2 separate regions of the Homo sapiens genome follow, and region 2 is linked to region 1. Evidence: read pairs that join two places in POLR2A ChIA-PET (ENCODE). Cell type or tissue: PC-9. All regions are shown on one strand. Each heading gives the region's core, and the rest is flanking DNA. Links, peaks and the distances in the headings are about the cores only.

Region 1 (2,806 bases), core at 182-2,681:
TACTTCGTGACTATATAGAAATTAGGGCTGCTGGTTCTGCAATTCTGTCTGCCAACCATGTCCCTTGTTTTTCAGCACATTATCAGGCTATGCAGTCTTGAACATGTAGATCCCAAGCAGCAAAACTAGAATTTTCAAAATAAATAAGAAAGGGGTTTGTATTATTATTACTATGTTGTAGAGACAGGACCTCACTTTTTTGTCCAGGCTAGTCTTGAACTCCTGGCCTCAAGTGATCCACCTGCCTTGGCCTCACAAAGCATGGGGATTATACACGTAAGCCACCTTGCCCAGCCAATAAGGGAATATTTTTAAACAGCATGTCATCATAGCAAGCTTCCCTTGTACATTAAAAGTTTGAAATGTTTAAAATGGATTTTAAAATGGACCTCCTCATGCTGGGTTTAGGTTGGCCTTTCATCGCAACGGGAACATACTCTATTTAAATGTTCACATTATTTTCTAAAAAGAGAAAAAGAAATTGTCTTTCATTTAAAATATTTTTCTTTTTATTCTTGGTATTAACAACTTTTTCTGGAACTGCTCAATATGCATGCGTGCCTGAGCGTGCGCGCGCGCGCGCGCACACACACACACACACACACACACACACACAGTTTTGTTTGTATTTTGTCATCATTGCTAAAAGACCCTCAATAGATCTTTCAGTCGTAATGCATGTGAGTTAACAGGTAGACTTTTTTATTTGGTCTCTCCATGTCCCCCGTCTCTCTTGTCTGTCTACTCTTACTCTGTTTCTAAGTATCTCACAAAATATTCCACAGTGGGCTAATTTCTAACCTGAACTTTAAATAGGCTAGCTGATGTTCAGTGCACATCAGCCTGTTGCCGCACAATGACTGTAGAACATGGCGTTGGCACTGCAAAGCATTGGTGGTGGCATTACTGTCTACTACAGCAAACTAAAACATGACCTACAATCTTGTGTTGCATTGTTGCCTTATGATGAATTTGATATAGTCCTTAGGCTTCAGCCAGCAACTCTAGCTGTCCTTTGTCATTCATTCATTCCAGCAAATTCTTAGTCTGCTACTGTTAGCAACTTTGCTTCAAGCCAGTAACCTTAAAGCTTATTCTCACCTTCATGCTCATCAGTGTTTTCCATACCAACTTTCTTCTGTTTTCCCATTCCCCCACCATAATTACACCCACTCTCAACCTCAGGTTTTCCCAGGAGTGGAGCTTGGCTCTACTAGGGATATCTGATGTATTAGTAACCGGCCACTGATGACCCATCTGGTGGCTGTCTCTAGCTGCCACTGGAACTGGAATCTCTGAGTTGTGTTTACTCAAGACCACATTAGCATTTCTTAGTTCTGCCTCTGCAGATAGCCTGAGCTGTGGGGCACAGGAAGGGGCAGCTACATTCCTTCCAGTGTCTATTCCAACACAGGTAGGCAATGGAGTTGGATTGCTCTGTATTCTTATCTTGACCCCACTATTTCCTAGCTGTCTAGCTTTAACTTTCCCAAACATCAGATTCCTCTTCTCTAAAGTGGAGACAGTAACAGTTCCTGTCTCTTAGAGTCCTTGGGAAGGTTTAAGTGGGCTAATGTGTAAAGTTGTAGCACAGTTATTGGCACTTGGTAAATAATGAATGATGGGACCCGTCTCCAGACTTGAATCACTTTGGGGCACCTGTAGATGGGGGAGAGGGCAGACTTAGTAGAGAAAATATGTGTGCTAAGTCTTAGAGGATAAGGAGTTAGCATCCCTTCCATCAGTGGATAAAGAAGAGAAGAATTCCTGGCAGCAGTATGACTAAGAAATAGATGACAGCATGATGTATCTGTGCACATACTTTACTGACTGCAGGGTGAAGTAAGATGGGGAGGCAAGAGGAGGGGAGGCAAAAAAGATGGCCAAGAGCAGATCACTAGAAGCCTTGTAGAGTCCATGGAGGAGTTAAAACTTGATCTCCCATCAGTCCCTGTATCCACATAGTCTGGTTCCTCTGTTAAGCAGTCACATAAATATCTTTAAGGCAGCAACAGTGAAAAGGGGAAAGAGAGCAGCGAATTGGCCTCAAATGAACTGGCATCTCTTTAAAGCTAATATTCCTCCTTGAGAATGCTACTTTAATTAAACATGTGCCCTGCAAGATTCATTATTGCCTTACTTGTGTTCTCTGTTGGTTGTCTCATTCATTAATCTGCCGATTAGTAACCCTGAACTCTTGCATCCCTTCCTTTTTTTTGCATTCCCTTTTTAATATACTATGCTGTTTCCCCTGGGACATAAACTCCAGGACCCGTCCCTGGCCTGCTCGTGTTTGTTTTCTTTGCCCCTTGTGCCTGCCTCTGCTATAATATTTGTAGTATGTGTTAAGTAATCCTTAAGGTAACATTTTTATTATGTCATAAAAAGTGCATGGCAAATATATTATAACTCATGGACTTTGTTTAAAAATGAACGGATAATTTATTGAGTGTGTTACATGAGCCTCACTCCCCTCCCCATTTCAGCTGAGACCTGCTGCTCATTTAGCCAAGCCTCCTATTGAGTGCTCCCTCCCTGTGACATGCTGGGAAAGCAGGCCTGTGGTTGGCTAGAGGTGACATCATAGTTTATGTACTCAATAAAAATTTAATTAAGTCATTACAGGAATTGCAGTCATCATTTAACCCTCTGATTTCTTCTGTTTAGTTTATTATTAAACATTCAGTAATACCAGTCACTGAATCCTGGTGGCTTATAAAATATCTGCATGAATTTTAATGGCTTAAATAAATGGGAAAATATGAGTAACTGATATAAAAGGAACCTTTTCCTTGTGGTGTTGTAT
Region 2 (2,806 bases), core at 12-2,511, 340 kb before region 1:
TTAATATTTTTGACAGGAGGAATATCTTATTTAGAAATGTCTTCTGATTTGCTGCCTTTGAGTACGGAATGGAGGTTAATGGAAAAATTGAGTAATGCGTTATAAAAAGTACACATCTCCATCAGTGTCAGAATAATTTTTTCATTAAGAGTGATCCCAGACTTTGATATATGGTCCATTTGGGAATGGGGAACAAAATCAAGTGGCTGAAACTGTGGTTGTTTCATAATGTTTATTATAATGTGATTATACTGTTTTTAGCATTGTGCCCGTTGTGATTGGTTCTCTGTTGCTAATCTCTGAGGTGAACATTTGAGAGTTTGTTTCTTTTGGATCTGAAGAACCTAGCTCTGCTGTACCCTGGTTCTTGTTGATTAAAGAGTGATAACTGAACAAAGTTAAAGTTCACTTTTGGATGTTTACTACCAGATGAAGAGTGAAAATAGTCGTTTTAGTTTGTGCCTTGACTTCTTGATGAAGAGATTTGTTGTCAGACATTTTTTTCTGAAATTCCAAGTGATTAGAATGGCTAGTAAATACGAAAGTCTGTCTTGCCATAATATGTTAAATTTTTGTAGCAGATACTTGTGATTTGTGCATGCATCCGGTATTTTGTCAAGTTGAAGCAAGCCTTTATGTTAGGACTAATTCCTGATAATATGAATGGAAAACATACTAAAGCCAGCTTCTTGTTTTAGATCTTCTGAAGTATATCAGTGGCTTTAATGACAAATCAGGCCCATTTTCTCCTTTCCTATCATTATGCTGTATGTATAGATAGAATATGTATTTTAGATGTTTTATTGTTTAGTTATTATTTTAGTCTTATCCTTCTAAAGTTCAGCAAAGCTTTAGGTAAATGGCGTGGATTTTTGAAATCCTGCATTCAGTCGCTAGCTGACATTTAGAATACAGGAATAGTAGTTTCCTGGAAAACAGTGACACTTATGTTAAATTCTTGTGGTTTTTACAAAGTGAGGTGTCAACACAGAAGTATTTCAGTTCTATTTCCATTTACCTTTCCCTTTTGAAGAGGTATAATACCAAGGGTTGTGAAGTTCTGACTTGTAGCATCAACTTTCTGCATGGTTTTCCTTGGTATGGGGTGGGGTGGGTATTCCTCTTTGCTGAAATAGAAGAGAATCATAAATTTCTATCTGGATTGATTTTGTGCTTTAAGTTGTACACATAAAACTTGAACTAGGCATTTGTCAAATTCAGCTGGGCCTTTCAGCCTTGCCTTGTGGAATGAGAAATATCTTCCTTTTAAAGGTAATTTCTGGTAACCTTTTAGAAATTTTTGAGAGTAGACCTGGTGAGTTCCCTTTGAGCTTAACTGGCTGACCCCAGATATGTCCTTCTCAAGATAGACATACGGTATCTTTTGAGTTTGCAAGGGAAGAGGCTGAGAGGAACCTTCTTACCTTATATTCAGGCATATGCCCTGGCCCCATACCTGACCTTTTGAATTGGAATCTCCAGTAGGGATCAGATGTTTATTACAAGTTCTAGAAACTAGAAAGTTACCCTGTTATGTGGCTGCTGGAGTCAAACCTGTACATAAATATTACAGTACTTCATGCTCTTGCTCATTGCTTTACTTGAAGCAGGTTTTTTTCTGTTTCACATTTTCCTTTGTGACCTGTTAAACTACTAGATATGGCTTTCAAATGAAGAATTTTTAAACTCCTTAGACTTAGTTAGGCTAGGCCAGGCGTGGTGGCTCACACCTGTAATCTCAGCACTTTGGGAGGCTGAGGCGGGTGGATCACTTGAGGTGAGGAGTTAAGAGACCAGCCTGGGTAACATAATGAAACCCCTGTCTCTACTAAAAATACAAAAATAAGCTGCGGGTGGTGGCGCAAGCCTGTAGTCAGTCCCAGCTACTCCAGAGGCTGAGGCATGAGAATAGCTTGAACCCAGGGAGGCGGAGGTTGCAATGAGCCTAATGAGCCTAGATCGCGCCACTGCACTCTAGCCTGGGCGACAGAGCGATACCCTGTCTCAAAAAAAGAAAAAAAAAAGAGGCTAGATTTCTACAACATGTAAAAGATTAATACAATGCTCTAGACTTTTGATTGTGTTGATTACATATTTGCATAGCTTTTTGTGGTAAAACCATCTCACTATTCTTTAGCAACTTGAGTAGTTGACTAGACGATGAATAGTTTGTCCTTTAGAAAATCACACAGATTTTTGAAATATGTTTTACTTTTTGGCGATGAATATTAAGGTCATTAGTTGTATTTTGGTCTTGGAAGATACTAATTTAAGATGAGCATCATTTGGAAAAGTAGTCGTAGGTAATCTTAATACTGAACAGTGGCAAATTTCTTCTCTCTCCGAATTAAAACATGACCTTTGAAAAAAAATAAAAAGCAAAAAATGACCTTTGAATATAGTTGTCTAGACATTTGGTCATATATGCTTGTGACTTGTTAATAACCTCACCAGTTTGGAAGAAATGACAGTGAAAGATGAGTGACCTGTTTTTATTTTGGGATATACTCTTAATATGTCAGGCATTTTTAGGGTGTTTTTAAATTTTATTTTATTTTATTTATTTAAATTTTACAAGTTTTTGAGAACTGTTGTGATGTCAGAGGAAAAAACACTTTCCCTTAATATTTTGTTAATATTTTGAGCTCCAGTGGAATTAGTCCTTATAGCAAGAACTCATACTTCATTTGTTTTGTGATGTTGGATGCTATTTTGTGCAAAATAAAATATATTGAAAGAATAATTGCAGTAATTTCCATGAGTACCCTTGAATTGCTATCTTAAGTTGTCCAAGAATTGTTATTGT

The links. Peaks named below come from ENCODE experiments on the same cell type or tissue, not always from the same donor. Only the 100,000 strongest peaks of a DNase experiment are listed, where the experiment ranks them.
Region 2: POLR2A ChIA-PET joins it to region 1 with 7 read pairs; 2 of 35 experiments call an interaction of 5 or more read pairs at or near these places.

The regions. Positions count from the first base shown.
Region 1 is chr20:35,319,063-35,321,868 of GRCh38, reverse strand. All of the region lies in intron 7 of UQCC1 (ubiquinol-cytochrome c reductase complex assembly factor 1), which reads left to right. Among named protein-coding and RNA genes, the nearest start is that of FAM83C, 28 kb to the right of the region's middle. In PC-9, for the core only: no CTCF peak of the experiment used is centred there; DNase peaks (open chromatin) are centred at 1,298 and 1,778; H3K27ac peaks cover 1,682 bases.
Region 2 is chr20:35,659,421-35,662,226 of GRCh38, reverse strand. All of the region lies in intron 1 of CPNE1 (copine 1), which reads left to right. All of the region lies in intron 1 of RBM12 (RNA binding motif protein 12), which reads left to right. Among named protein-coding and RNA genes, the nearest start is that of CPNE1, 4.1 kb to the left of the region's middle. In PC-9, for the core only: no CTCF peak of the experiment used is centred there; a DNase peak (open chromatin) is centred at 986; H3K4me3 peaks cover 1,481 bases; H3K27ac peaks cover 698 bases.